Regions from separate parts of the Homo sapiens genome. Here region 1 is linked to region 2. A link is an interaction called in ENCODE POLR2A ChIA-PET data of the cell type or tissue named here. Cell type or tissue: B cell. All regions are shown on one strand. Each heading gives the region's core, and the rest is flanking DNA. Links, peaks and the distances in the headings are about the cores only.

The links. Peaks named below come from ENCODE experiments on the same cell type or tissue, not always from the same donor. Only the 100,000 strongest peaks of a DNase experiment are listed, where the experiment ranks them.
Region 1: POLR2A ChIA-PET joins it to region 2 with 5 read pairs; 2 of 35 experiments call an interaction of 5 or more read pairs at or near these places.

The regions. Positions count from the first base shown.
Region 1 is chrX:10,215,261-10,230,958 of GRCh38, reverse strand. It overlaps CLCN4 (chloride voltage-gated channel 4), which reads right to left. Exons shown (of 13, transcript NM_001830.4): 12 at 10,082-10,298. Among named protein-coding and RNA genes, the nearest start is that of CLCN4, 66 kb to the right of the region's middle. In B cell, for the core only: no CTCF peak of the experiment used is centred there; a DNase peak (open chromatin) is centred at 9,138.
Region 2 is chrX:9,973,820-9,989,517 of GRCh38, reverse strand. No RefSeq gene overlaps it. Among named protein-coding and RNA genes, the nearest start is that of CLDN34, 14 kb to the right of the region's middle. In B cell, for the core only: no CTCF peak of the experiment used is centred there; a DNase peak (open chromatin) is centred at 7,837; H3K4me3 peaks cover 377 bases; H3K27ac peaks cover 1,625 bases.

The DNA of each region.
Region 1 (15,698 bases), core at 5,537-13,536, 240 kb before region 2:
ACTCTGTATCATCCTGTAATGGTGGACACATGATATTATATATTTGTCAAAATCCACAGAAATATATGACACAGAGTACACTCTAAAGTAAACTATGGATGTTAGTTAATAATAATGTATTGATATTGGTTCATCAATTACAACAAATACAACAGTAATGCAAGATATTGACAATAGGGGAAACTGAGGGGAGTGAAGGGGATATATGAGAACTCTGCATATTTTGCTCAATTGTTCTGTAAGCCTAAATGTTGTTATAATCCTGAAACAAGAGCTACCTAAAGGAAACAAATGTTAGCACTCTTCTTTGCGGTGAGATGCTGAGTTCTCCTGGGAAAACCCATCTGTGAGTATGAACACAGTTGACAGATTCAAGGCCCAACAAGGGCTCTGGTCTCCTCACACAGGAAGGTTGCTGGGTCCAGCTGGCAGAGCCTGAAACCATTTCTTTCCATCCTGATTTGTTTTAGCTGCTTCGGGCTCAACTGTCATAATGAGGGCCCATTGCAATCAATCAACCAGAGATACACATTTTCTCAAGGGCACTGTTACCCAATACTTCGCCAAATCACCCTGCTTCTACGGTTGCAAAAGCTTTAGTGGGCCCCGGTCTCATTAGAGTTGCCCTTTTGCTTTGGCAGCCATGTATTGCTGCTGAGAAGAGCAGTCCAGGCCTCCAGACTTGAGGCATGTCAGAGCCAGAGGCCCACATAAGAAATAAAGGTTTCCCAATCAACAAAGTGAAGAGACAACCCACAGAATGGGAGAAAACACTAGCAAACTACCCATCTGACAAGGGATTAATAAGCAGAATATATAAGGAGCTCAAACAACTCTATAGGGAAAAATCTAATAATCTGATCAAAAAAACGGGCAAAATATTTGGATAGACATTTCTCAAAAGAAGACATACAAATAGCAAACAGGTGTATGAAAAGAGTACAGCTGGATAGTTTGTAACACAAAGGGTAAATGCTTGAGGGGGTGGATGCCCCATTCTCTATGATGTGATTATTATGCATTGCATGCCAGTATCAAAACATCTCATGTGTTCCATACCCAAAGGAATATAAATCATGCTGCTATAAAGACACATGCACATGTATGTTTATTGCAGCACTATTCACAATAGCAAAGACTTGGAACCAACCCAAATGTCCAACAATGATAGACTAGATTAAGAAAATGTGGCACATATACACTATGGAATACTATGCAGCCATAAAAAAGGATGAGTTCATGTCCTTTGTAGGGACATGGATGAAGCTGGAAACCATCATTCTGAGCAAACTATCACAAGGACAAAAAAACAAACACCGCATGTTCTCACTCATAGGTGGGAATTGAACAATGAGAACACATGGACACAGGAAGGGGAACATCACACACCGGGGCCTGTAGTGGGGTGGGGGGACGGGGGAGGGATAGCATTAGGAGATATACCTAATGTAAATGATGAGTTAATGGGTGCAGCACACCAACATGGCACATGTATACATATGTAACAAACCTGCACGTTGTGCACATGTACCCTAGAACTTAAAGTATAATAAAATATATATATATATATATTTTAAAAATCTCATGTGTTCCATAAATATACACATCTACTATGTACCCACAAAAATTTAAATAAATGTTTTTAAACAAGGTTTCCTCCCAGAGTCAGGAAATTTTGTTCTAGCTCTGATAATTCTAATTAATTTCAAGAAAGCAGTGACAGCTAGGAAAGGCGGCTTTGTTACTGGGAAGGGCCTCTATTTACAGGCAGATAGGAATCCCCAGTGAGGCCCCCTCCCATGCGGTAGCAGCAAAATGCAAGCTGGGCCAATAGGACTCCTTCCACCCATCCAGCCCTCCACCTGGGAAGGCTTTACGCAGGGTTTCTCCACCTTGGCACTAGTGACATTTAGGTTGGCTAATTATTTGTTGCAGATAGGCCATTCTGTGCACTGTAGAACATACAGCAGCATCCTGGGCCTCTACCCACTAGATGCAGCAGCATCCCCATCCCCCATTATGGCAACCAAAATGTCTCCAGACAATGCCAAATGTCTCCTGTGGAGGGGGGACAAGATAGCCCCTGGTTGAGAACCACCATCCAGATTAAAAAGTACTAAAATAGTTCTACACCGGTTGGTTTATAGCCACTGAGCTAGACACCCTGGGATGTACCCTGCCAACCTCATACCTTATAGAACTGCAGTGAACTCCCCACAATTCATAACAAATCAGTTCATTATCTGGCACCAGCTCTTAAACACTTTGACTATTACTCCCAGCCAGAAGCTTTCAGACACAAATAGACCTCTGTGGGTGAATCTATAATACACCGTCAGCATGGGACACAGGAATCCCGTTACCTGGCCCCATATCCTCTGTATTTTACTGAACAGGTATCCCAAAATGCAGCCATTCCAGGAATCTGGATACTTAAGGATGCTGCCACATATCTTCCCATCACGCCCAGGTCTACTCCCCACTGTCGTTGGTCCCAGAGGGTGCTGTACGGAGGGGATTGATGTCCTCAAGGGTCAGGGTCGGCTGGCAGGGTTCTCCATCAAAGGTCCTCCCGGTACCTGGCAGCTGATTGTGCCTCAGGAGATAGGAGACCTGGAAGAATCCAGATGGGACTGGCTCTGCAACCAATTCCCTTTAACCCTGAGCAGTGTTTTGCTTCTTAGAGTCTCACCTCCTCATTTGAAAACTAAGGGGAATGGGGGAGGGGGGAGGAGGGGATGGAGGATGGTTAATGGGTACAAAAAATAGTTTAAAAGAATGAATACGATCTAGTATTTGATAGTGCAACAGGGTGACTACAATCAATAATTTAACTGTACATTTAAAAATAACTAAAAGAATTGGAATGTTTGTAACCCGAAGGATAAATGCTTGAGGTGCTGGGAGACCCCATTTACCCTGATATGATTATTATGCATTACATGCCTGTATCAAAATATACCATATACCCATAAATATATACTCCTATGTACCCACAAAAATTAAAAATAATTTAAAAAAAAGAAAAAAAGGGAAACCAAATGTCCATCAACTAATGAATTGATCAGCAAAATGTGGTCTATCCACACAATGCAAGATGATTCAGCCCTAACAAGGAAAGAAGTACAGACACATCTTCAGTGTGGACGAACCTTGAAAACATGATGCTCAGTGAAAGAAGCCAAATACAAAAGGCCACATAGTGCATGACTGTATTGACATGAAATGTCCAGAATAGGCAAGTCCACAGAGACAGAAAATATAGAGTAGTGGTTGCCAAGGACTGTGGTATAGGAGGTAACAGCTAAGGGGTGTGGGGTTTCTTTTTGGGGTGATGAAAATGATCTAAAATTGTGGTGATTAATGCACAACCCATTTTCTACTAAAAACCACTGAATCATGCATTTTAAATGGGTGAATTGTACAATATGTTAAATAGGAATGGTGAGAGAGAGCATCTTTGTTTTGTGCTGGTTTTCAAGGGGAATGCTTCCAGGTTTTGCCCACTCAGTATGATATTGGCTGTGGGTTTGTCATAAATGGCTCTTATTATTTTGAGGTATGTTCCATCAATACCTAGTTTATTGAGAGTTTTTAACATGAAGGGATGTTATTTTTATCGAAGGCCTTTTCTGCATCTATTGAGATAACCATGTGGTTTTTGTCTTTCATTCTGCTTGTGTGATGAATTACGTTTATTGATTTGTGTATGTTGAACCAGCCTTGCACCCCAGGGATGAAGCTGACTTGATCGTGGTGAATAAGCCTTTTGATATGCTGCCGGGTTCAGTTTGCCATTATTTTTTTTTATTGAGGATTTTTGCATCAATGTTCATTAGGGATATTGGCCTGAAGTTTTCTTTTTTTGTTGTATCTCTGCCAGGTTTTGGTATCAGGATGATGCTGGCCTCATAAAATGAGTTCGGGAGGAGTCCCTCCTTTTCAATTGTTTGGAATAGTTTCTGAAGAAATGGTACCAGTTCCTCTTTGTACCTCTGGTACAAAGAATTCAGCTGTAAATCTGTCTGGTCCTGGGATTTTTTTGGTTGGTAGGCTATTTATTACTGCCTCAATTTCAGAACTTGGTCTATTCAGGGGTTCAACTTCTTCCTGGTTCAGTCTTGGGAGGGTGTATGCATCCAGGAATTTATCTATTTCTTCTAGATTTTCTAGTTTATTTACATAGAGGTGATACAGTATTCTCTGATGGTTGTTTGTATTCCTGTGGGGTCAGTGATGATATCCCCTGTATCATTTTTTGTTGTGTCTATTCGATTCTTCTCTCTTTTCTTCTTTATTACTCTAGCTAGCAGTCTATTTTATTAATTTTTTCAAAAAAACAACTCCTGGATTTGTTGGGTTTGTTGATTTTTCGAAGGGTTTTTTGTATCTCTGTCTCCTTCAGTTCTGCTCTGATCTTGCTTATTTCTTGTCTTCTGCTAGCTTTGGGGTTTGTCTGCTCTTGGTTCTCTAGTTCTTTTAGTTATGATGTTAGGGTGTTGACTTGAGATCTTTCTAGCTTTTTGATATGGGCATTTAGTGCTATAAATTTCCCTCTTAACACTGCTGTAGCTGTGTCCAAGAGATTCTGGTATGTTGTCTCTTTGTTCTCATTGGTTTCAAAGAATTTCTTGAGTTCTGCCTTAATTTTATTATTTACCCAGGAGTCATTCAGGAGCAGGTTGTTCAATTTCCATGTAGTTGTGTGGTGGTTTTGAGTGAGTTTCTTAATCTTGAGTTCTAATCTGATTGCACTGTGGTCTGAGAGACCGCTTGTTATGATTTCAGTTGTTTTGCATTTGCTGAGGAGTGTTTCACTTCCAATTATGTGATTGATTTTAGAGTAAGTGTCATGTGGCGCCAAGAAGAATGTATATTCTGTTGTTTTGAGGTGGAGAGTCCATATAGCCCAGAAAATCCTAAGCAAAAAGAACAAAGCTGGAGGCATCATGCCACCCAACTTCAAACTATACTACATGGCCACAGTATCCAAAACAGTACAGTACTGGTACATAGATCAATGGAACAGAATAGAGATCTCAAAAATAAGACCACATATCTACAACCACCTGATCTTTGACAAAGCTAACAATCAATGGGGAAAGGACTCCCTATTTAATAAATGATGCTGGGAGAATTGGTTAGCTATATGCAGAAAATTGAAACTGAACCCCTTCCTTATACCTTACACAAAAATTAACTCAAGATAGATTAAAGATTTAAATGTAAAACCCAAAACGATAAAAAGCCTAGAAAAAAAATCTAGGCAATACCATTCAGGACATAGTCATGGGCAAAGATTTCATAACGAAAACCTCAAAAGCAATTGCAACAAAAGCAAAAGTTGACAAATGGGATCTAATTAAACTAAAGAGCTTCTGCACAGCAAAAGAAACTATCATCAGAGTGAACGGACAACCTACAGAATGGGAGAAATTTTGCAATCTATCCATCTGACAGAGGTCTAATATGCAGAATCTACAAGGAACTTAAACAAATTTACAAGAAAAAAACAACCCCATCAAAAAGTGGGCAAAGGACATGAACAGACACTTCTCAAAAGAAGACATTTATATAGCCAACAAACATATGAGAAAAAGCTCCACATCACTGATCATTAGGGAAATGCAAATCAAACCCACAATGAGATGCCATCTCACATCAGTCAGAATGGCAATTATTAAAGTCAAGAAACAACAGATGCTGGTGTGGAGCAAGAGTGTGGAGAAACAGGAATGCTTTTACACTGTTGGTGGGAATGTAAATTAGTTCAACCATTATGGAGGACAGTGTGGCGATTCCCCAAAGACCTAGAACCAGAAATACCATTTGACCCAGCAATCCCATTACTGAGTATATACCCAAAGGAATATAAATCACTCTATTATAAAAATACATACACACGTATGTTCGCTGCAGCACCATTCACAATAGCAAAGACATGGAACCAACCCAAATGCTCATCAGTGATAGACTGGATAAAGAAAATGTGGCACATATATACCATGGAATACGATGCAGCCATAAAAAGGAATGAGATCATGTCCTTTGCAGGGACATGGATGGAGCTGGAAGCCATTATCCTGAGCAAAATAACACAGGAACAGAAAACCAAACACTGTATGTTCTCACTTACAAGTGGGAGCTGAACAATGAGAACACATGGACACAGGGAGAGGAACAGCACATACTGGGGCCTGTCGTGGATGTGGGGAGGGAGAGCATCAGGATAAATAGCTAATGCATATGGGGCTACCTACCTAGGTGATGGGTTGGTAGGTGCAGGAAACCACCATGGCACACGTTTACCTATGTAGCAAGACTGCACTTCCTGCACATGTATCCCGGAACTTTAAATTAAATTAAATTAAAAAAGAAAAAACAGAACAGTCCCCCCGGAGCGCCTGCCTTGGGTAGCACCACTTAAACTGGATTATGTCCATGTTCTTTAGTAGATAACAAGCTCCTTGGCTTTTTTTTTTTTAAACACTTTTTGTGCCCCCTACAGTTCCCAGCTAAAATAGATGCTCAATATAATGTTGATTAAACCAATGTTGCTTTGAAAAAAATAAGACTTGTTAGTGTTTGCAAAGTGATGATAACTATAACACACACACACTCACATACACACACACACACACACACACACACACACACACACACACGGAACCCTCCCATATCTATAAATCCTGGTTTTTGTTTCCTTGTCTTCACCCTGGAGACAGTATCAAAAGATCAAGCATTTGCAGTTCTGAAAACCTCCTTTTAAAGCTCTGTGACTGTAATGTCTAAAAGTTAAGTTGATTATAACAGCACTAGGGAAATATGAATTCAGGAGCTGCCTTGGGTTCGTGCATAAATTGTGCCCTGGCCCGCGATGGTAATTATCACAAAAGAAGAAAGCTGAACATCAACCCAGAAGGAGGTAACATCAAATCCAGCAGGCTTCGTTAGTGGCATGAAATGTCCTATTTGATTTAAATCAAGTGTTTGAACTTCCAGCCCCTTTGAGTAGCAGTTGAAGCGAATTCAGCGAATTATAAATGGCCAGATCTATGACCAAGGACATAATTCAAATTCGAGCAGCTGGGCTCTTCTGCGAAAGCTATCCTGTCCAGGCCCCTGTGGACCACCTAGCAGGGCTTGGGGAAAATCTGACACCATCTCCCTTACTCACTTTTCCTTTCTAGAACTTTCATAGGGAAAATCTCACCCAAATTCACTCTTAGCAACTGGAGGCTTCCTAGATTGCGGCATTCCGATTCCTGGTCCAGTTTTATGATGCCCCTTGAACCCCAGGCCTGAGAAATGCTGCAGGTGATCCAGGCCAGCGGTGGAGCTCAGGCTCGTGGCCATCCCGAGCAGGGAAGGTACAGGGTGGGCGAGCACATCAAACATGAGAGCTGGCCAGAGACGTGCCTGCCCTGGCAAGAAGCCCAAGGAGATGAAAGGCCCCGCAGACAAGCATCCCTTGCCAGCACTAACGCAGCAGCATCTGTGTTTGTGTAAAAGATGTAGAGCGAGAGAGAGTGCGATTTTGCTTTCTTGAAGCACATTCAGAGCCAATTTCGGCACCCAGATCTTCACAGGAAGACCTCATGGGGCTCTATGAGGTGTGAGCGGGCATTAAGGGCAGAGTTTCCTGCCTGAGCTGAAATTCCAACGATAATTGACTTTGGATTATTGTTTTAAAGGAAAGGAGAAACTGCTACACACTTGAGACAGCATGGGCAATCACAGTGGTGTTTATACCAAGAGTACTGGAAACTCAAGTGCATAAATCGACTTCAGTGGTTCTCAAGGTGGGGTCCCCAGACCGGCAGTTGCAGCATCACCTGGGAGCTTGTTAGGAAAGAATATTCTTGGGCCTCACCCTAGACTTCCAGGGATCAGTACCTCTGTGGCAGGGCCCAGAAATCTGGATTTAACCTGGAGGTTTAATCCTCCAGGGTATTTTGATCCACACTCAAGTTTGAAAAACCACTTGAGCTCCTTTAAAATTCATCAGCAGAAATGATCCCTAGCCTTGTCAAACACAAGGACTCATTTATTTTTCCCTATTGATTGCACCTCCCACATGCAAGACACTGCTCTGTCTGTAGTCAGAGCTAAGGAGGATGCTCACTCTGCTGGCCAGGAGTTCTCTGGGTAAATCTGCAAATTGCAAAGCCTGTCCCCCTGTGTGCTTGCTACCAGGACAGCAGGAAGAAAGTGGAATGAATAGGATTGCTCATTTGGCTATACAGGCACATCCAGTCCAAGGTCACTCAACTGCACGACTAGTGACATTTTGGGCCAGATGTTTTGTTGTGGAGCTGTCCTGTTCACTGCAGGATGTTTAGCAGCGCCCCTGACCTCTACTCACTAGATGCCAATAGCATCCCTCCCTCCAGTCATGACACCCCAAATTGTCTCCAGACATTGCCCAATGTCTCTGGGAGGTAAAATCATCCCAGTTGAGAACTGCTGTGTTAAACTAGAGTGTGCTGGCTCTGGAAATATAAGCTATATTAGATAGTTGAGCCTCTGGAGTCTATAAAGGCCTAAACTTTATTAGGTACCAATGTCTCCAGAACCCATTCCCCGCCTCCTACTCCCAGCCCATAAAGGAATAAAATGGGCAGATAACCCTAGGTTCCAGGCTACCCTGACCAAGCCGACCCCTTCCCTTACACAAGCTTCTGACACCATGGAACTTGTGACACTCAGAGGCCAAGGAATGACCTTTAAGGAACTGCTTCTCTGGTGCTACTACAGTGGACCCTCGATCTTTGCATTGTTGGTTTCCTGATTTGTGACAACACAAAACAAAAGTGGCAGCAGGGACAATGCCATGGGGCCATCAAATCTCTCCATTCTCCAATCATGTTTGTTTCGAAAACAAAGTTGTTTCAAACAAATTGATATATCAGGAACAATCTGAGCATAATATGAATTTTACCTTTGCTTATGTGTGATTTCATCCATGAGAAGCTCTAGGCAAATGCAGGAAACTGTACCCAGCTGAACCCAGTGGGATCGGCATACACAAAATGCACATGCCCGGCCCCCAAACATCCACAAGCGACCTCAGTTCATGCATGCGTGAAGAGCCATGCCCATCCACACCTGCTGTGACCACTTCCCCTTGAGTTCAGGCTCCCCTCCTTCCACCCCTTCCCGGTAATTCGGAAGTGGCACAGCTTGTGAAACCCACCCCACAGCCAACTTCAGGCCTTTTTAAGATGAAGTGACATATTTCTGTTGTATCCCTGTATTTCTTAACCATTTAACTAATGTGTAACATGGTACTACCACTATTCTTTTTACAAGACAGGGTCTCATTCTGCTGCCAAGGCTGGAGTGCAGTGGTGCAATCCTGGGCCACTGCAGCCTTGGAAGCCTGGGCTCAAGTGATGCTCCTGTCTCAGCCTCCCAAGTAGCTGGGACTATGGGCACACTTGGCTGATTTTATAAAAATTTATCTGTAGAGATAGGGTCTTGCGACCCAGGCTGGTCTCGAACTCCTGGGCTCAAGTGATCCTCCACCTCAGCCTCCCGAAGTGCTGAGATTACAGGCACGAGCCACTCACTGCACCTGGCTCGGTACTACCATTCTTATTAGGCTTCCACCTCTTTTATGTCATATATCACTGATGAAGTTTTTGACTGTTGTGTACCTAACCCCATTTTTCCCACAAGTCCTGTGGTTTGCATGGAGCACTTTTTGCGTAGTGCTGTGATTTTGAGGACCGCATACATCACGTTATAGCAGAACCTCCTCCCTAAGCCAAGTGTCACATGGGGTGGTAGAAAAGCAACACCAAGCCCTTCTCCTGTGGCTCCACCCCTTTTTACTCAACCTCCCTCAGCCCAGGCAGCAGTCCAGCCTGGACCACCCCCTTCTCTGGCTGCACGGCTGCCCAGCCCTCAGTCCCAAGCTCCCTGTACATTTCCTCCTCAACACATTCACCACAGCTTACTGCCATTCTCTGTCAAGGACTATTCCACCCCATGGCCCTCCACATTCTTCAGGGCTGAGACCATGTCTCACTCATCTTTTTCTCCCTAGGTCATTCTGGCCACATGTCCGGCTACTCACCCGCTCCGCGTCACCAGGCACTGCCGAAGCCCCAGTTTCCGGAAGATATCCACCACCGTTTCCATCGGAGTGTGGTCTGTCACTGTAAACGGGCTGAGGTTCAGGATGCGCCGCAGCTTCAGGGGATGTGGGCTGTTGGCCGGCAGCTCGGGGGGTTCCTCCGTGAAGTACATGATGGAATTGCTCACAATGCCCTCCTGCCTCTGTCTGGCGTTCTCTAGAATGGGGTGAGCAGGAACAATGAGCCACACAAAAACCCCTTGCTGAGCAATTCCCCACCCCACACTCACACACACCATCTAGAATCCCACAGAAAAGGGGTTTGGAGGATGAACCACACATTCTTAATAAGGGGCTTTAGCCAAACATCTGTGGAATTGGCATCTCTCTGCAGCTAATGCTGTGTGAGGGTCCCCTGCTGTGACCGGATCATTTGTTGCCAAAGTCTGGCAAGATGGGCCTGACCCAGATGGCCCCTTTGGGGACATTCACTGCTTCACCGCAGACTCCGGGCACCCCAAACAGCCCAGGGCCCTCCACTCTGGCTTTCCTTACGCTCCTTCACCTCATCATGGGCTGGAGTTTGAGGTGACAAGAAACTTACTTAGCTGCCCGATGACCTTAATACATTGTTTTTCTTTTTACGAACTAACTTATAACTGGCCCAAATGGCATTATGAATCCTGGGAGGAACAAGAAACCAATACGGCCAGCCCAGGCTCACAGCCCAGAAATGCAGCTCAATCCCAAACGCGACCCTTGGGTCCAAAGAAACAACCCCAGAAAAGCTGCATCCCCCCTCAACCCTTCGGATCTCCTGTCTTAAAAATGGGCCATTTTGTGGATCCCTCAAAGAAAGATAGTAAAACTGTTATGGTAGCAATTAGCCTATTTCTGTCTATAGAAAAGGCCATGTGAAAGAAAGCTGAAGAAAAGTAGGGTAACAGGAACTCATTAGAAATACAGCTTAACGCGGTGCTAGAAACCCAGGCTATTTTAAGCCACACATGAAATAAATCCATCGGTCTCAAGATATTTCTCCAAGGCGATTTTCCTTCTGTTGGAATTTTAATCTTTCTTTTGGTTCATGGGAAAAGGTTAGGGAAAATGTACAGCAAGGCTTGCTTTAAAATGGATCCTGGTTCCCATAATACACTTCTTACCTTCTCAAAGACTACTATTCACCTATATTGTTCTTTCAAAAATAAAATTCTAACTGCCTCCTCTAAGGCCATTTAGTGCAATAGAGTACTCTAATGGAAAACTGGCAGCATCTGGGGTCAGGCTGAGTCTGAAAAAGGGTCTCTGTTTAAAAGAGGAACAGAGGGCCTGCTGGGCAAATGCCTTCACATTACATGGGTCAGGTTAAATCAAGTTACATCAAATGGGGTATGATTCTGCCACAAATACCAGACGACTCTGAGGCACAACGCGTTTTCAAATGTAGACTGTTCGATATATACTACGTACTTCTCTCCTAAACCAAGATGATTCTGTCCTTACCCACTAAGGCAGGGAGGCAACTGGCAACACACACTTATTTGCTCATTCCCATAGACCAGCCGATTCTCTTAAAGTCCCACTAACAGGATTTCCATCAATTTCAACCACTGAGTGAATGTCAGGATTGGATCAAGTTGCAAACCCCAATCAAGAGTTGATGACATGGATTTGCTGAACCCCTTCTAAAACCAAATACAATTTAATAAATGGTCGATCCACTTGCTACAATAAAATAAATAACATGCTTATATCTCCTTTGAACCTACTGATTGGGTTAGAAGCCCTGATTCTAACAGCCACTAGCTCAATGAACTCTTGCTCACCAGTGCACTCCCAGTGCCTGGACAATGCCTAACACACAGTAGACACAAAACAGATATTTGCCAAATGCACATATGAATGAACGGATGAGTAGGTCTACTAAATGTCAGTGTATCTGGTTCTGCCTGCCACATAAAACTGAACCTATCTCACATAGGAGGCATCAGGAAGGAAAGCACACAAGGTATTTACTGCCAAGCAAAAATATAGGCATCAGCTAGGGTCAGAGCCAGAAGCCTGAGCTATGCACCTTGCTGTTCCCACAGTGGCAACTGCTACTCTCCTCAGAAAGGTTCTGCTAGGCCACTTTGGAACTCTATTACAGACTTACAGGAGGCTTCAAACTTTGTGGGTAGAGGTGCTAAGAACAGGCAAAAGCCTGTGAATGGAAGAACAACCAGCAAGAAAGCTCTTTGCAATTCTCTACCAGGGTGAAACATCTGCTCTCAGTTTGGACCAGAAATCATCAGACACCAAAATGCCTGCATGTAAGTTCACAGAGGGCAGAGGCAGTGTGCTGTCATCCCTGGACTCTGAGCTTCTAGGATGGTATCAGCACATGGTGGACACTTAAGAAATATTTCCTGTGTGAAAGGATAAACCAACTAACTCCTCACCCAGGGGATGAGCCAGTGCTACAAGAAAAGAGACCCACAGACCCTAGGAACACTTGGGAGTCTGTGTTGAAAAAGAAACCAAAACAATACAACCGAAAATGCATCTTTTTAAAAGACCTAAAAGACAAAAAGGAAATGCACTAAATATCAATCATGTCTTCTTTGGTGATAAGAATGTAGGTGGCTTTTTAAATGTTTCCTTTTTCTTCTGATTTCCCCAATATTTGGAGTGTGTATTACTTTCATTTTGAAAAAATGTAATAAACTTCATTTTTAAATGTTTTAAAAATAGTTAAACTGTTTTTAAAACTGTCTTTAATGTAGGAGGTTTGTCATATATTCTACTAGAATGAGTCTCAGTGGCCACAGCTCTTAAAAAAGAATGTACATTTTAGGCCAGGCACAGTGGCTCATGCCTGTAATCCCAGCACTTTGGGAGGCTGAGGTGGGCGGATCACTTAAGATCAGGAGTTCGAGACCAGCCTGACCAACATGGTGAAGCTCCGTCCCTACTAAAAATACAAAAATTAGCCACGCCTGGTGGCATGCGCCTGTAGTCCCATCTACTCGGGAGGCTGAGGCAGGAGAATTGCTTGAATCTGGGAGGTGGAGGCTGGGGTGAGCCGAGATGTCGCCACTGCACTCCAGCCTGGGAAACAGAGCAAGACTTAGTGAAAAAAAAAAAAAAATGAAGGAATGTATATTTTATGAGCACCTGCTAAGGTTACTCAACATTCCATTTCCTAGAAGCAATATGTTCATATGCCAGATGTAGAGATGGTAAATAATAAAGTATGGGTAAGAGAAATTTCACAAACTATGTGATAGGCCAAGAAATTTTTCAAAATTGGAAATAATCACATATTCATTAGGCTATTGAGTGGCTTTAGAGCAATGGTTCTCAACTGGGAGCAATTCTGCCTCCACCCTCAGGGGACATTTGGCAATGTCTAAAGACATTTTTGGTTATCACAATAGGAGAGGGCAAGTGCTGCTGACATCCAGTGGGTGGAGCCCTGGGATGCTGCTCAGCACCCAAGAGTGCACAAGACAGCCCCAGCACAGAGAATCATCAAGCCCCAAATGTCAGCAGTGCTGAGGAGGAGTACTCCCACTTGAACTGTGTTTTTAGGGAAGTAATAGTCTATCATCCTGTTAATTAAAAATGCTTAGCCAGGCATGGTGGTGCAAGCCTGTAGTCCTAGCTTCTCCGGAGGCTGAAGCAGGAAGACTGCTTGAGCCCAGTGGGTAGAGGCTGCAGTGAGCTATGATCGCGCCACTGCACTCCAGCCTGGGTGAAACAGCGAGACCCTGTCTCAAAAAATTTTTTTAAATGCGTCCATAAGACAGATATAATTAATGAGATAGGTTAAAATGGAAAATTGAAAGCAACCACAGAAGTAGTACAAAGATGATATGATAAAAAAGTAAAGATTATACAGAAGAAAAAGCAGATTGTTTTACAAGTTATTGTCTGTCTACTAAAGCATGGAGAAGTCCCTCTATGTGTGTGTGTGTATATATATATATATATATATACACACACACACACACACATCCCCAACAGAAAGGTGTAGATGACACCACTATTCTCCATGACCTAGTCCAGTAACTAACAGCCCTCCCGGGCAGAAACCTCTTTCTCCCTTGTCTGACAGACCTGACACTTAGCTTCTTGTTCAGTGCTGGATGTAGACCCCTTTCTGCAACTAAGCGTCTTCCACATGCTGGAGAATCATTAGGTTGGTGCAAAAGTAATTGCGGTTCTTGCCATTGAAAGTAACGGCAAAAACCGCAACTACTTTTGTACCAGCCTAATAAATCATCCACCAGACCAAAAAAACCTGAGAGTTTCCTTAACTCTTCCCTGAAACTCTAACTTTCCACCCTTTAATCATCTCTGCAACTCCCCGCTGAGTCCTCTTTGAACCTCTACTTAACTGCAGAACTCAAGACAAGAAGCACCTGAGCCCTGCTAAGTACAGGCGAGTCCTCATATTTGCAGAGCAATGAGAGGTAAAGGCCCATTTGCCAGGAACTTGAGCAAGAGTCGCATACAGCCCCGTGTGCTAGTATGTGATGGTGAAGAGAGTCACGTTGCCTAGGTGGTGCTAACGACGTGCTCTCTAACAAAGATAACGCCATGCTTTGGCATTCCAAAACATAACAAAACATTTTCAGCTTCATGTGAGCAGTTGCTACAATTTTTAAACATGATATGTAAGAAAAATCCTTATTTACCTCACTTACCTTTCTTTTCTGATCCATACTATCTTGGATCTGTCTATAATCTTTGCTCCCAATTCCTCTAGGAAGTGAAATTGGCATGGGATAGTGTCTAGCTAAATGCTGTCATATTTCTATACTCATAAAATGGCACAAGATTCCTCAAATACAGGTCATGCACCTGTATTTCTCCACCAGAGTACAGGGGCTCTTCTATTTCCACAGGCCAGAAAAACAGCTTTTCTGATTCCTCAGAGCAAAACACTCCTTCCCTCTGCACAAACCATGTAAATAGCACCTTCTATATTATTATCGGTCTGATTGAAAGCATATAGGTAGTATTTACACCGTGTGGTGCCTCTTCAGACATTCCAAACATAGCTTCGAGAAGAGTACTTGGTTGGTAAGCTTAAATTTCTTCTCTAACTGGTTGATGACAATTACTGCTTCCCACTTGATTACAGTAATGGGTTTCAGCAAAATTAGTAAGCTGCCTCTTAGCAGGTGTGCCTGGAGCTATACAATAGATAATAGATTCTGTGACATTTATTACCTTAGTTTTTAAATTTCAACCTTTGCTTAAAAGATCCTAGGGAATGAAAAAATTTTTAAAGGCTGCTGATTACAGTATTTTTAAACAAACCCAATCCTACTTAACCTTAAAAAAACCTCATTATTTATAAGGCAATATTTACACAAAGGCACCTACCTACCCGTTAAGCAACAGGACCTATAATAAGGAGAAGCATCGCCGAACACTTAAGCACAAACTTGCTACGGTGTCTAAAATACAAAATCAATTTTTACTTTGGGGGAGGTAAAAATGTTTGAGTGTCAAGCTAAAATGGGAGAGGATAGCTTATCTCAACTTATTGTTATAAAGCCTTTGATGAAGATGCCTTAAAGATATTTTAAAGCTATGTAACACTGGGAAGAGGTTTAAGGGAGGT
Region 2 (15,698 bases), core at 3,638-11,637:
AGGATCGCTTGCGCCCGGGTGGTTGAGGCTTCAGTGAGCCGTGATAGTGCCACTGCACTCCAGGAGTCTGGGCGAGAGTGAGACCTAGTCTCAAAAAACAAAAAACACTTTATTGCTAAAAAATGCTAAGGATCATGTGAGCATTTAGTGAGTTGTAATCATTTTGCTGGTGGAGGGTCTTGCCTTTATGTCGCTGGCTGCTGACTGATCAGGGTGGTGATTGCTGAAGGCTGGGTTGGCTATGGCAATTTCTTAAAATAACACAGCAAGGAAGTTTGCTGCATCAATTGGCTCTACCTTTCACAAAAGATTTCTCTGTAGCATGCGATGCTTTTTGATAGCATTTTACTCACATTAGAACTTCTTTCAAAAGTAGAGTCAATCTTTTCAAGCCCTGTTACTGGTTTATCAACTAGGTTGACATAATATTCTAATCCTTTGTGCAAGTAACATGTCAAAATAAACACCTAGTCAATTAACAGCAGTAATGTTCAATGTCAGACCAAATACTGTGTTCTGAGACAATTTTTGCTATTTTGACGTGCTTATGCTGTCACCTGGTGGAGAAATGGAAGAATCCCACTAATTTATCAACTAAGTTTATGGAATATTCTAATCTTTTGTTGTCATTTCAATAATGTTCACAACATCTTCACCAGGAGGAGATTGTGTCTTAAGAAACTACTTTCTTTGCTCATCCATAAGAAGCAACTCCTGATCCAGGGACAATGGCTCACACCTGTAATTCCAACACTTTGGGAGGCCAAGGCAGGAAGGTCTCTTAAGCAGGAGTTCGAGACCAGCATGGACAACAAAGTGAGACCCCCATCTCTGCAAAAAAAAAAATAAACTATTAGCCGGGCATGGTGGCACATGACTGTAGTCTCAGCTACTCGGGAGGCTGAGGCTATAGTGAGCCGAGATCACACCACTGCACTCCAGCCTGGGTGACAGAGTGAGACCCTGTTTAAAAAAATTAAAATAAAAGTAGTACTTGGATATTGTTTTTAAAAAGAAAGAAAAAGCTCAATCAATGCATGGAGTATGAACAAGTAAATAAAAATCACCTATAATTTCATCATAGTTAACATTTTAGCCCATTTCCACCCCATCTTTATCCAGCTCATATTTTTCAAGCTGGAATCTTCTTTTATATGCATTTTGGTTTTTGTTGTTCTTTGCTCTGTATTTTTCCCATTTTATTATGAACCTTTTTTTTTTTTGAGACAGGGTCTCACTTTTTCACTCAGGCTGGAGTGAAGTGGCGTGATCATAGCTCCTTGCAGCCGTTAACTCCGGGGCTCAATAGACCCTCCTCCCTCAGCTTCTTGAGTATTTGGGACCACAGGCATGCAACACCACATCCAACTAATTTTTGTAAAAATTTTTAGTAGAAACAAGGTCTCCTTATGTTGCCCAGGCTGGTCTTGAACTCCTGGGCTCCATCGATCCTCCCGCCTCAGCCTCCCAAAGTGTTGGGATTACAGGCGTGAGCCACTGTGTCCAGCCAAAAACTTTCCCATATTAAACAAGGTTGAAAAAATTTTAGCGAACAACTCAAATACCACCCAGATTCTCTCATTAACATTCTACTGTATTTTCCTTTTTCTTTTTATTCATTTTTCTGCTCTGATAAGAGGCAGATTACTATAGTCTTTTTCATGTACCTATTCATTTGTTCATCCCTCTATCCATCCATCAATCCATCTTATTCTTTCATACATTTCATAGTAAATTGCAGACATCAGTACACATCCCCCTAAGTTTTCAGCAAGTATGCCACTAACTAGAGATTGATATGTGTTTACACTGGTTTTCTTTGGATATAAACTTTACACTTAATAAACTGTAACAATCTTAATACATGCAGGTTTTGCTCATTTTTTGCATTTGCCGATTTTCATAAACATTTTGCTTAGCATCACATTAAGCCAACAAATTAATCTCAGAAGGTGGAACAACTTTGCAAAATTTAATTTCCCCATCTGGGACTGGGGACATGTCTCCATGGCTTCTTTTGGCTCTTACTAAGGTTGAGCAGTTTGCAACATACAGGGTCTTGCACATTTCATATTAAGCTTATTGCTAGATATTTGGGAGTTTATTGCTTTTTTGTGTGAAAGTACTCTGTTTCAATTCTAATTTCAAACTGGCTCATTGTGTAGGAACACGAAAAGATTGTTGATGTTTGTGTATTTAGTATCCAGCTATATAATTGAACTTTCTGTTGTAGTGTAATAACTTTTCTTGGACTTTTTTTAGGTATAGGGTCAACTTAGCTGAACAAAGATTCACACACCCTTCTAGGATAATTATACCTCTTTTCTCTGTCTCCTGACTTACAGCACCCTGGCTAGAACTTCCAGAACAATCTAGCTGGGCGTGGTGGTGTACGCCTGTAATCCCAGCTATTCAGGAGGCTGAGGCAGGAGAATCGCTTGAACCTGGGAGGCAGAGGCTGCAGTGAGCCAAGATCACGCCATTGCATTCTAGCCTGGGCAACAGACTGAGACTCCGTCTCAAAAAAAAAAAAAAAAAAAAAAAAAAAAGGAACTTCCAGAGCAATCTTACGTAACTTTGGTAATGACAAGTTTTCAAGTCTGGTTCCCTATTTTCAGGGAATTCTTCTAATGTAGTGATTCACAAGTGTGGGAAGACCAGGGTCAGTGAAGGGGGTGCTTTGCTGGGGGGAGGGTGGATTTGAACAAGGCCCCACAGGCGATCCTGAAATGGCCCCCACCACTCCAAGGTTAGAAAAAACTGTACTAATCCTTCATCGTTAAAGATATATTTAAGTGTTCGTTTAAGATAGACAGCATTGAATGAAGTGTCTTTTGTTTTTTTAGTTTACAAAGGGTGCTTATCGGAAATTAATGTGGAACTCTCTCGCTCTTTCTCTCTTTATATATATATATATATATACCAGTTTTACTGAGGTATAATCCACATACTGTACAACTCGCCTGTGTAAAGCATACAATGCAGTGGTTTTTAGTACATTCACAAGGTTGTGCGACCATTGTCACCATCAATTTCAGAACATTTTTGTCCCTCCTAAAACGACCCCTGTGCCCATGAGCAGTCACTCCCCATTCCCCTCTTCCCAGCCCCTGCCCACCATTCATCTACTTTCTGTTTCTATGAATTTCTCTACTCTGGACATTTCATATAAATGGAATTGTACAATTTGTGGCCTTTTGTGTCTGACTTTTTTCACTCGACATCATGTTTTCAAGGTTCATCCACATCGTGTTTGCAAGGTAGTGGTAGGAAAACAAAAGCTGTTTCCCGATTTCTTCCCACCAAGTTCAGCTGTTTCAATGATCCTATGACGAAGATTGTGCCACAAGGAATAGCCTTGTGGATGTGACAGTTACCATCCACGGGCCCACTGTGTCCTAGTGGAACTCCATTCAGAGCCTGGGTTTGATGACCTTATGGGATTTCTTCTGGACCTTTCAGTGAGGACTCTATCACTACACGGTCCGTCGCATCTGGCTTACTCACAGCTACCCAAACCCCACCTCGGCTGTAGTAGCCAGGAAGTTGAAGGCCTGAAGTGCATTTACCAGCCAAGGTTTCAGCATCTCGTCACACACTGCCTCAGTAGCTTACGAACAACATGAGAGGCCTCCGTGAGCACGGGAAGTTGCCCAACGGAGAAGTGCAGGTGTCCCCTCCGGTCACCGCATTTGCTTGTCCTCTGTTTCCCAGTAACCCCCACATCCCGGCACTGCTGCCCCTCCATCTCTCTTCCTCTCTCCCCACGGCTCTGCCATGCCCCTGATTTGGGCCATCACCACCTCTCCTTGGAATTGCTGTCCCACCTGTCACCAGCCTCTGCCTCCAGCTTGGCAAGGCTGCCTGACAAGAATGACCGCCAAGGCCTCTGGTGCCTGATCCAATCTTGCCCACCTCTTGAGGCCAGATTCCTTCCAGGTTAATGGGGGCAGAAAGAGAACTGTGAGCTCCCGTCTGTGGGGATCTCACTCATGCACAGGTTGAGAGCCAGAGTGGCATTCATGAGCAGAAACTTCTTTTCCTGGTGTAGGTCTGTGAACAATCCCTCAGGGCACTTTCATCAACATGTCATCGTCACCAGAATCCATAGTTGACATTAGGGTTCATCCTTGGTGTTGTACATTCTATGGATTTGGACAAACGTACAATGATATGTGTTCATCATTATGGTAGCATACAGATAGTTTCACTGCCCTAAAAATCCTCTGCAATCCCCTCTTCATCTTTCCTTCTTCTCTAGCCCCTGGAAACCACCGATTGTTTTACTGTCTCCATAGTTTTGCCGTTTCCAGAGGGTCACACTGTTGAACTCTTACCGTCCGTAGCCTTTCAGATGGGCTTCTTTCACTGGGAAATATGCATTTAGGGTTCCTCCATGTCTTGTCATGGCTTGATAGCTCATTTCTTTTTGTGCTGAAAAATATCCAATTGTCTTAATGTATCACATTGTTTATCCACTCATCTACCAAAGGACATCTTTGTTACTTCCAAGTTTTGGCAATTATGAGTAAAGCTGCTATAATCATCTGTGCGCAGGTTTTTCTGTGGACGTGAATTCTCAGCTCATTTGGATAAAAACCAAGGAACACAATTGTGGGATCATAAGGGTCTGTCTCTTCTAATTCAAAATGATCCCAATCTCTGGTTTTAATGGAAGGTGTGGGTAATTAATTAGATGTTTTCTCTGAAGGTAGGTTTAGGAATGATGGAACCAGATACAGATACCAAACCCTGGAAGAGACAATACTAAAGAGAATTTAAAATAATTAAAAGTGAAGAAATACTCTTTTTAAAAACTTGATCAGGCCAGGCGCAGTGGCTCATGCCTGTAATCCCAGCACTTTGGGAGGCCGAGGCAGGCGGATCACCTGAGGTCAGAAGTTCAAGACCAGCCTGGCCAACATGGCTGAACCCAATCTCTATTAAAAATACAAAAAATAGCCGGGTGTGGTGGTGTGTGCCTGTAATCCAAGCTATTCGGGAGGCTGAGGCAGGGAGAGTTGCTTGAACCCAGGAGGCAGAGATTGCAGTGAGCCGAGATGGCACCACTGCAATCCAGCCTGGGTGACAGAGCGAGACTCTGTCTCAAAGAAAAAAAGAAAAGGAAAAAAAAAAACAAACCGTGATAGATGACTCTAATGTCTAATAACTCCGTATCCCAAACTGTTTACCTTTTGGAAATAAAATTGCTAAAATGCATGCCTTTTATAACCAGCAAGAATTCTCCCAAGCCTGCATACCTGTCTCAATCTGCTGGTTCTCCCACCTGGCTCTGTATTGGCAGCAGGTTTTCTATTGGGCCTATTTTGATGGTAGGTATTCATCTGCGTTAGTTAAGGGTGAACAATAGCAGCCCAGTTACCAAGTAACCCGATTTAATAAGCAGCTGCATTCTGGTTGGTTGACAAAGGACTGAACTAATGGTTGCAGACCAGCTGGCACGAACTGCGGCGAATCCGTCAAGATGTCAATCTAACGAGCCAGTCCTGTTGTGACCGAGAGACAGTTTCCCCAGAATAACTTGGGCCTGGAGAGCAGGATGAAAAGCAGGGCGATCTGGCTGATTCAAAATGTGGGGCTCTTGGCCTCTGTGGCTGGCCGCGTCTGTTCCCTGGCATGCCTCAGTGGCCTGCCAAGTGCATGCCTCAGTGGCCTGTGTGTGCATGCCTCAGTGGCCGACTTTCTCCTCGGGTTTACTCGAGAGTGAGAAGTACATGCTGGGCCTTTGGGAAGCATGTGTGACTCGAGACACAGGTGCCAGTGTGTGCCAGCCCAAAGAACCTGGCTGCCAAACTCCAGGTGGCTCGTGTCCTCACGTGCGTGGCCGGGGCTGTGGGTTCTCTCGGGCTTGTGGCGGTCATCCTGGGACTGATGTGGCTGAGATGCTGGGGCCGAGGAGGAAGTTCTTGGGAGAGAAGTGTCAACATTGCTGGGGGAGCTCTGGTTTTTCTGGCCGGACTCACTACTTGAGCGTCCGTGTCCTACGTTGCCCATATTACCGTGTGGAGGTTCTAAAGCTCAGAGTTCCCACCCAACAAGCCCCGGGGGGATGCGGCAATGCCATGTCCAGCGGCTGGATGGGTGGATTTCTCCTTTCCACTGGAGGCCTTCTTTTGATCACCACACAGCTTTATGCCAACACACTGGCTGCAAAACCAACACCTTTTCCTTCATACCCGGACTTTTCAAGAAAAGTGACTTTTGGTAAAGTAGAATTTGTTTAAAAATGGACCAATCAGAAAGGCAACAGTGAAAGTGGAGAAACCATCTCATTTTGGTTTTCTGCTGAGAAATGATGGAAGCTTGGTTTGCTAGGTGAAGTGGATGGGTCCAAGCTACCTGACGGAGAGAAAACCAACAGTATTTGCTAATAGATTTGACGATGGGGGGAGGGTACAGGAAAGTATATCAGATCTGTGGAACCACCTGTTTCTGAAACTACTACTTGGACAGCCTGATTTATTTTTTAAGCTAGTTTGAGTTGGTTTTCTCTAACTTTCCATTTAAATTTCGTTAAAGGATACAAAATGACAGCTAGATTGGAGAAATAAATTCTAGTGTTCTATACCAACTGTTAGATGACTAGAGTTAAAAATAATAAATAGTTTTGAATAGCTGAATTCAAGAGACTGAGGCAGGAGGATTACATGCGCCCAGGAATTTGAGGCTGCTATGAATTGTGATTGTGCCACAGCACTCAGCCTGGGCGACAGTGAGACACTGTCTCTAAAATAAATAAATAAATAAAATAATTAGAAAATGAAATTAAAATTAGAAATATATAGCTAAAAGGAGGATATTGAATGTTTTCAACACAAAGAAATGATAAATGTTTGAGATTACGGATACACTACTCACCCTGATCTGATTGCTGTACATTCTATGTATTGACATATCACTATGCACCCCAAGAATATGTACAATTATTATTTGTCAATTAAAAAATAAAATAGAAATAAAAATGGACCACTAACCTCAAACTTTTTTTTTTTTTTTTTTTTTTGAGATGGGGTCTCGCTCTGTTGCCCAGGCTGGAGTGCGGTGGTGCAATCTCGGCTCACTGCAAGCTCTGCCTCCTGGGTTCTTGCCATTCTCCTGCCTCAGCCTCCTGAGTAGCTGGGACTACAGGTGCCCGCCACCACGCCCAGCTTATTTTTTGTATTTCTAGTAGAGACGGGGTTTCACCATGTTAGCCAGGATGGTCTTGATCTCCTGACCTCATGATCTGCCCGCCTTGGCCTCCCAAAGTGCTGGGATTACAGGTGTGAGCCACCACGCCCGGCCACCTCAAGCTTTTTTAAGAGTGTTTCCAGCCAGGTGCAGTGGCTCACGCCTGTAATCCCAGCACTTTGGGAGGCTGAGGCAGGAGGATCACTTTAGCCCAGCAGTTCAGGACCAGCCTGCGCAACAAAGGGAAACCCTGTCTCTACAAAAAACCAAAAAATCAGCCAGCTGTGGTGGTGTACGCTGTAGCCCGAGCTACTCCAGAGGCTGAGGTGGGAGGATGCTTGGGCCCTCAAGGTAGAGGGTGCAGTGAGCTATTACTGTGCCACTGCACTCCAGCTTGGGCAACAAAGTGAGACCTTGTTATTGCAGGAATTAAGGGACAGTAGAGACCAATGGGTGGGACAGGAGGATTTATTAGGTGCGCACCGGCCCAGCAGATTAACATCCAAAGGCTGAGCCCCGAACAAAGACAGGGCTTCACTTTTATACATGCATCCAGAAGGGGGTTGGCCAGTTTGATAGCACAAAACCTGTAGGGCAGGCAAGCAAGCTTACAGAAGCAGAACAAAGGCAGTTTGTTAAACAGTGACAGGCCTTGCAACTTAAAACATATCTTGTGACCTTGCCGTGCCACACAGAAGGGAAAAACAGGAACTTACAAAACTTGCAAAAATAATTACGAGAACAGAACAAGGAACAAAAAAATTGTTTTTCTTTTTATATCTTCTGCTTCATTGTCTCTTAAAAAAGAAAACAAGATCTGATATACTTTCCTCTACCCTCCCCCGTCATCAAATCTATTAGCAAGTACTGTTGGTTTGCTCTCCCTGTTTCCAATGGAGAATGTTTCCAATGCAGAATGGAGACAAGCAATTGTTTTGCTTGTCTTCCAGAAATTGAGTTTCTTTCTCTCCTCTCCCCTTTCTTTGTTTTTCCTGCCACAGACTGGCCTAATTGTAATCTGTTGTTGCTTGCTATTAAGTGTCAATTAAAAAGTTTCTTTGAGGCCAGGTGCCACAAGGCCTGTAATCCCAGCACTTTGGGAGGCCGAGGCTTAAGCTCAGGAGTTCGAGACCAGCCTGGGCAACAATATAAAAAATTAGCCAGACGTTGTGGTGTGCGCCTGTGGTCCCAGCTCCTCTGGAGGCTGAGGTGGGAGGATTGCTTGAGCCCAGGGGGCAGAGGTTGCAGTGAACCAGGATTGCACCACTGCACTCCAGCCTGAGTGACAGACACTATCTCAGAAAAAAAAAAAAAAGTTTCCTTGAAGGAGTGAATTTATGCTCAATTTTCCCACTTGAAAATCAAATATCACACCCTATGAGAAGTCAGTTTGTCCCGTGCCTGAAAATGTTGACATGCTGTCATTAATGTGGGAGGTAAAGAGGTGATATTGAAAACAACCAGTGCTGTCAGAACACTAAGACATGGGAAGGAGCAAGAATGTAATGCCTTCTTTGTAGCAGTCTTGAAATAAAATATTTATAGCAAAGTAATCACTGATGAGTTAATTTTTAAATTACTAATAATTCATCCACGTGTTCAAAATGAGTGCGCTTTAGGTAGAAGCAGGAAGACGCTCGTTAGGAATGTTTCCCAGCAGCTGGTCCCTGCACCAAGAGTGTCAGCATTCACCGGGGACTTGCCAGAAATGCAAATTCCCAACTCAGACTTACTGAAAACTCCAGCTATATTTAGTTGGTGATATAGTTTCAATATTTGTTCCTGCCCAAATCTCCTATGGAAATGTAATCCCCAATATTGGAGGTGGGGCCTGGTGGGAGGAGTTCAGATCATGGGGGCAGATCCCTTATGAATGGCTTGGGCCGTCCCCTTGGTGATGAGTGAGCTGTCGCTCTGAGTTCACATATGATCCGGTGGTTTAAAAGTGTGTGCACCGCCCCCCACGCCACACTCTTTTTCTCGCTTGCTCCTGCTTTCACCATGTGAGCTGCCTGCTCCTCCTTCACTTTCTGCTATGAATAAAACCTCCCTGAGGCCTCCCCAGAAGCCAAGCAAATGCCGACACCATTTTTCCTGTACAGCCTGCAGAACCATGAGCCAATTAAACCTCTTTTCTTTATAAACTACCCAGTCTCAGGTATTTTCTTTGTAGCAATGCAAGAACAGCCTAATGCATATGGCTTCGGATCTGAGGGTGATGTTCATACCAATTCCCGCCAAGGGTATGAAGGGTCACGCTTCTTAAGGAAGAGCAAGGGCTGCTGCTGTGAAATGGGAAATGAGTTCCAGTACGGGGGGACTCTGAGTGGCAGCTCTATGCATTGCCAGTAAGGTCTGGAATCAGCCCGGCAGCCATGGAGGCCCATTTCATGGCCTTCATCTTGCCTCCCTATAGCAGTGACTGAGCTTCTTGCCCTGGCTTCTTTCCTGAGGCTCCTTTTCTGGCCCAGTTGCAGGCCTGGTTTGTGGGGTAAAGAGAGTGACCCCACAGAACTATGCTAGCTCAACAGAAGCCAACCTTTGTGACCTCAGCCACACCTCCCAGTCCTTGTTCTACCGGGGCCGGGCCTTCTTGTTTCTTCCCAGTGGGGCGGCCACTCACATCCCAGAATGCCTTGCAGCTCTTTCTACCTACAATGCCAATCAAGCTGAGTAGCAGGTAAACTAAGGAAAAGCAGAAATCTAATTAGCTAGATTGTCCTTAGAAAATTCATGTTGGAGGCCGGGTGCAGTGGCTTATGCCTGTAATCCCAGAACTTTTGGAGGGCTTATCTCAGGGAGCACTTCTGTGTCAGAGCAGAGAGCACCTGCACACATGGTATATTTCTTTTATTTTCTTTTTCTTTTTTTTTTTTCTGTCGCCTAGGCTGGAGTGCAGTGGCATGATCTCGGCTCACTGCAGCCTCCGCCTCCCGGGTTCAAGTGATTCTCCTGCCTCAGCCTCCCCAGTAGCTGGGATTACAGGTGCCCACCACCATGCCCAGCTAATTTTTCATATTTTTAGTAGAGACGGGGTTTCGCCATGTTGCCCAGGCTGGTCTTGAACTCCTGAGCCCAGGCAATCCACCTGCCTCAGTCTCCAAAAGGGCTAGGATTACAGGCGTGAGCCACCGGTGCCCAGCCTGATTGAGGCCTTTTAAACACCTGTGTTCAAACAAGAGCTGTGGGCAATCAGGATGCGCAGTAGATGGTGTGTGTCTCTTAATATGTTATGCCACAGATCTTGGTGGCATCTCTCATGTGAAAGACATTAATGTTTGGTGAAGGAATTCATCAGCGAGTGAATGAGCTAGAGTTATCTGTCCCCGGAGTTGGCCTTAAGTATGATTTTGGGTTGTAATCAACTAAGGGCCTTAGAAGTTACTCTGGGAGCTAGTTAATCCACCCTTCAAGTCTGGGAGAAACTTGAGCCACAGCTCATGAAAGCCATACCTGCTGCGTGGGACCCCGGGAGCAGTTGCCTACATTTGCATAAACAAGACCTACGCTCCTAATACAAGTTACAAAACAAAACTACTTGTTGTATTAGTACAACAAAAGAGAAGAAATATTTAATGCTTCCCTGACAACTATAAATGCTGAGTGGAAAAAGTATCACTCTGCATGGGTTAAAAGTCTAAGAATGAATTAGATTTAACATACCCCCCAGCAATCCTACTGTAAGACACCTAACCAAGAGAAATGGAAACCTGCATTCATGCATAAACCTAAATGCAAACGTACATAGTAGCTTTATTCATAATTGCACCATACTGGAAACAACCCCATGCAACTAAAACTGCTCTAAACATTCCTCAAAGTGCAAAACTGAACTTGAACAAAGGAAAAGATATACTATGTACCATGTACCAGATGTACCGTGCTCTCCAATAAGGAGACTCAATATTATAAATGAGTAAATTATCCCTAAGTTAACATATAAACTTGACACGATCCTAATAAAAACATTAAGAGATTTTCCCCCCAGACTGGAGCAAGACAAGTTGATTACAAAATTTATATGGAAAAATAAGCAGAAATAATTAAGAAAATCCTAGGGGTGGAGCGGGAATAAGATACCAAATAACATACATATTATTTTAAAATAAGTCTCTGTGATAGCTAATTTTAGGTGTCAACTCAACTGCACTGAGGAATACATAGAGAGTTGGTAAAGCATTATTTCTGAGTGTCTTTGAAGATGTTTCCAGAGAGACTGGCGTGTGAGTCAGCAGACTGGGTAGGAAAGATCTATGTGGGCAGGTACCATCCAATCAGCTGGGGCCCCAAACAGAACAAAAAAGACAGAGGAAAAACAAATTGTTTCTGTGTCTCTCTGTCTCTGTCTCTCTCCTTCTGTCTCTCCTGTGTGGGACACCCTTCTTCCCCTGCCCTTAAACATCAGAACTGCAGGTTTTCTGGCCTTTGGACTCCGAGATTTACATCAGCACCCCACCCCACTTATGTCAGCCTTTGGTCTTGGACTGAGAGTTACAGCTTAACCTAGTTCTGAAGCTTCTGATCTTGGGCAGTCACGCTACTGACATCCCAAGGTCTCCAGCTTGCAGACGGCCTGTATAACCATGTGAGCCAATTCCCCTAATAAATCTCTTCCCACATATCTGTTGGTATGTATATCTTTTATTGGTTCTGTCTCTCTGGAGAACCCTAACACAGTCTCTAAAACTTAAAACACTGTACTATGGGTACATGAATATACAAAGAGCGCTAAAGGAGTCAAACAGAATGTCCAGAAATTAGCCCAATATCTATGGAAATTTAGTGTATGAAGAAGATAGCATCTCAGTGGCTCACATCTGTAATCCTAGCACTTTGGGAGGCCGAGGTGGGTGGATCACCTGAGGCTAGGAGTTTGAGGCCAGCCTGGCCAACAAGGCAAAACCCTATCTCTACCAAAAACATAAAAATTAGCCAGGCATGGTGGTGCACGCCTGTAGTCCCAGGTACTTGGGAGGCTGAGGCAGGAGAATCACTTGAACCCGGGAGAGAGAGGTTGCAGTGAGCTGAGATTGCGCCACTGCACTCCAGCCTGGGTGACAGAGTGGGACTGTCTCAAAAAAAAAAAAAAAAAAAAAAAAGATTTATCCTGTATGTCAAGACAAATTCCAAATGAATACAGTAAAAACAAAACCATTCAAGTAATGGGGGAAAAAAATGAAGAAATACCTTTATCACATGAGAGTGGAAAAAACAGTCACCCCTCAGTATCCGTAGGGGATTTGTTCCAGGACCTCCCCTGGATACCAAAATCTGCAGATGTCAAATCCCTGATGTAAAATGGTGTAATATTTACATATAACTTAGGCACATCCTTCTGTATAGATGAAACCATCTCTAGATTACTTATAATACCTAATATAATGTAAATGCTATGTAAATAGTTGTTATAATGTATTTTTCAGGAAATAATGACAAGAAAAATAAGTCTATACATGTTCAGTATAGATGCAATTATTTTTCAATTTTTGTTTTTTGGAGACAAGAGTTTCACTCTGTTACCCAGGCTAGAGTACAGTGGTGTGATCTCAGTTCACCACAACCTCTGCCTCCCAGGTTCAAGGGATTCTCCTGCCTCATTCTCCTGAGCAGCTGGGATTATAGGTGTGTGCCACCATGCCCAGCTAATTTTTGTATTTTTAGTAGAGATGAGGTTTCACCATGTTGGCCAGGCCGGTCTCGAATTCCTGGCCTCAAGTGACCTGCCCGCCTTGGCCTTCCAAAGTGCTGGGATTACAGGCGTGAACCACCACATCCATCCTCAAATATTTTTGATCCATGGTTGGTTGCATGCATGGATGGGGAACCCACAGATATGGAGGGCCAACTGTACACTTAAACTATGATTCAAATACCAGAAGCAATAAAATAAAGATTGGTAAATTTTACAGTAGGTAACCTTTACCCGCCCCCCCACCCCGCTTAAATCTGCATAACAAAAGATCCATAAACAAAGTGCAAAACAAAAGATAAATTAAGAAAAGTATTTGTAACTGAGAGCACAAAGGGCTCTATAATATATTAAGAGCTCTTAAAAATCAAGCATACCAACAACTCAATAGAGGAATGGGTTAGAAACATGAGTAGGTATTGTAGCAGGCAGCTTGTGACATGGCCCTCAGAGGTCTTCACCTTCCTCACATTCACATCCTTCATTCCTTCTCATCGAGCGCAGGCTGGTTTAGCCACTCACTTCTAATGAATAGAAAGCAGCAAGAATGATGGGAGATGACTTCTGTGGTTAGGTTACAAAATGACTGCGGGCCAGGTGTAGTGGCTTATGCCTATAATCCCAGCACTTTGGGAAGCTGAGGCAGAATTGCTTGAGCCCAGGAGCTCAAGACCAGTATGGACAACAAAGTGAGACCCTGTCTCCACACACACACAAAATTTTTTTAATTAGCTGGGCATGGTTCTATGGGCCTGTAGTCTCAGCTCTTTGGGAGGCTGAGCTGGGAGGATTGCTTGAGCCCTGGGAGATTGAGGCTGCAGTGACCCATGACACAGTGAGACCCTGTCCCTTCCTTCTTGTTAGTACTCTCCTCCTTGCCAGCACTCTCTCTGGCCATCTCTCTTACTGCTCTGGTGAAGCCAGCTGCCATGCTGGGAGAAGTTCTGTGGAGATCCCTGTATGGCAAGAAACAAGAATCTGTTCCATCGCTTGCGAGGAACTAAGTGAATAAATCCTGCCAGCAACAATGTGTGCAAGCAATGGAGTGGATTCTCCCCCTCTGAGCCTTCAGATGAGACCACAGAGCAGCTTGGCATTTTGACTGCAGCTATGTGAGACAATGTGAAGCAGAAGCTGTGCCTAAACTCCTGATCCATAGAAGCTGTGAGATAATAATTGGGTGTTGCTTTAAGCCATTAAGTGCTAGGTTAATTTGTTACACAGCGATAGATAACTGACAGAGAACATTAAAAAAAAAAAGACCTGAAACATTTCAAAAAATGTTCAACCTCACTAATAAAAGAAATACATGGCTGAGTGTGGTGCCTCACACCTGTAATCCCAGCCCTCTGGGAGGCCGAGGCAAAAGGATTGCTTGAGCCCAGGAGTTTGAGACCAGCCTGGGCAATAGTGAGACCTCATTTCTGAAAAACAAAACAACTCCCCCCTCCACCCCGCCCAGAAATACACACTAAAAATGATGCTGAGATACCATTTCTCACCTACTATGTTGAAAAAAATTCAAAAGTTTTACAATATATTCTTTTGACAAGGCTGTGAGGAAGCCGACATTCTCATAGATTGCTCATAGGAGTGCAAAATGGGTCACTTTTATGGTGAAAAAATTTGCAATACGTTTTTAAAATTACAGATTTGCTTACCCTTTAATCCAGTAGCCCTAGGAATCTGTCCCAAAGATACACCAGCAAAATGCAAAAAGATGTATGCACAAAGTTATATACACAGACACACACGCATGCACATACATAACTGGTTGAACAAACTAGGGTATATCCACACAATGGAATACTACGCAGCCATAAAAACAATCAGAAAATCTCTACACATTGATATAGAGCAATCTCCAGGAATTTATTGTCAGGTGAAAAAGCAAGGTATCAAAAAATATATATATTATGATAGTATTTTGTAAGAAATGGAATAAACACACACCCTTCTATCTGCAAAAAAAAAGAAAAAACCCAAAAAACTGGAAAATGAACCAGAAATGTAAAAGTTACCTATGGTGAGAGAGAATATAATAGACACAGAAACATAAGTTTATTCAGATTTTTCTGAATAAATATGGTTATATTTTTGACTTTGAAAATTATGTAAATATTCCACATATTCAAAATGGAAACTATGTCAAAAAGACAAAGTTAATCCCATAGAAAATTATGTCAAAAAGACAAAAGTAATGATATCAAAACTAGAAAACAAACCAAAATGAATAAATTTAACTATTTATCAAATTAGTGACATAACCATAAAAAGAAAATCATTACAGGCCAGGCATGGTGGCTCACGCCTGTAATCTCAGCACTTTAGGAAGCCAAGGCTGGTGGATCTCTTGAGGCCAAGAGTTGAGACCAGCCTGGTCAACATGGTGAAACCTCGTCTCTACTAAAAATACAAAAATTAGCTAGGCATGGTGGCACATGCCTGTGGTCCCTGCTACTTGGGAGGCTGGGGCATGAGAATTGCTTGAACCTGAGAGGCAGTGGTTGCACGGTTGCAGTGAGCCGAGATCGCGCCACTGCATGCCAGCTTGGCGACAGAGTGAGACTCTGTCTCAAAAAAAAAAAAAAGTTATATATGCTGGTTCTGTTCATTACAAAGACCTAAATGTAATGACAACTGAGTGAATAAGCACCACCAGTGCCCAAATTGTGGTTTCTAAATCCCCGTCTTCATCTGCAGGGCTCACTAAAGGAACTGCATAGCTGATTCAAGGTCTTGTGCCTGACATATACAAGATACACCTGGAAATCTTGTGGAGGGGTGAAAAAGCCTCAAAGGCTAATGGGGACTGCTA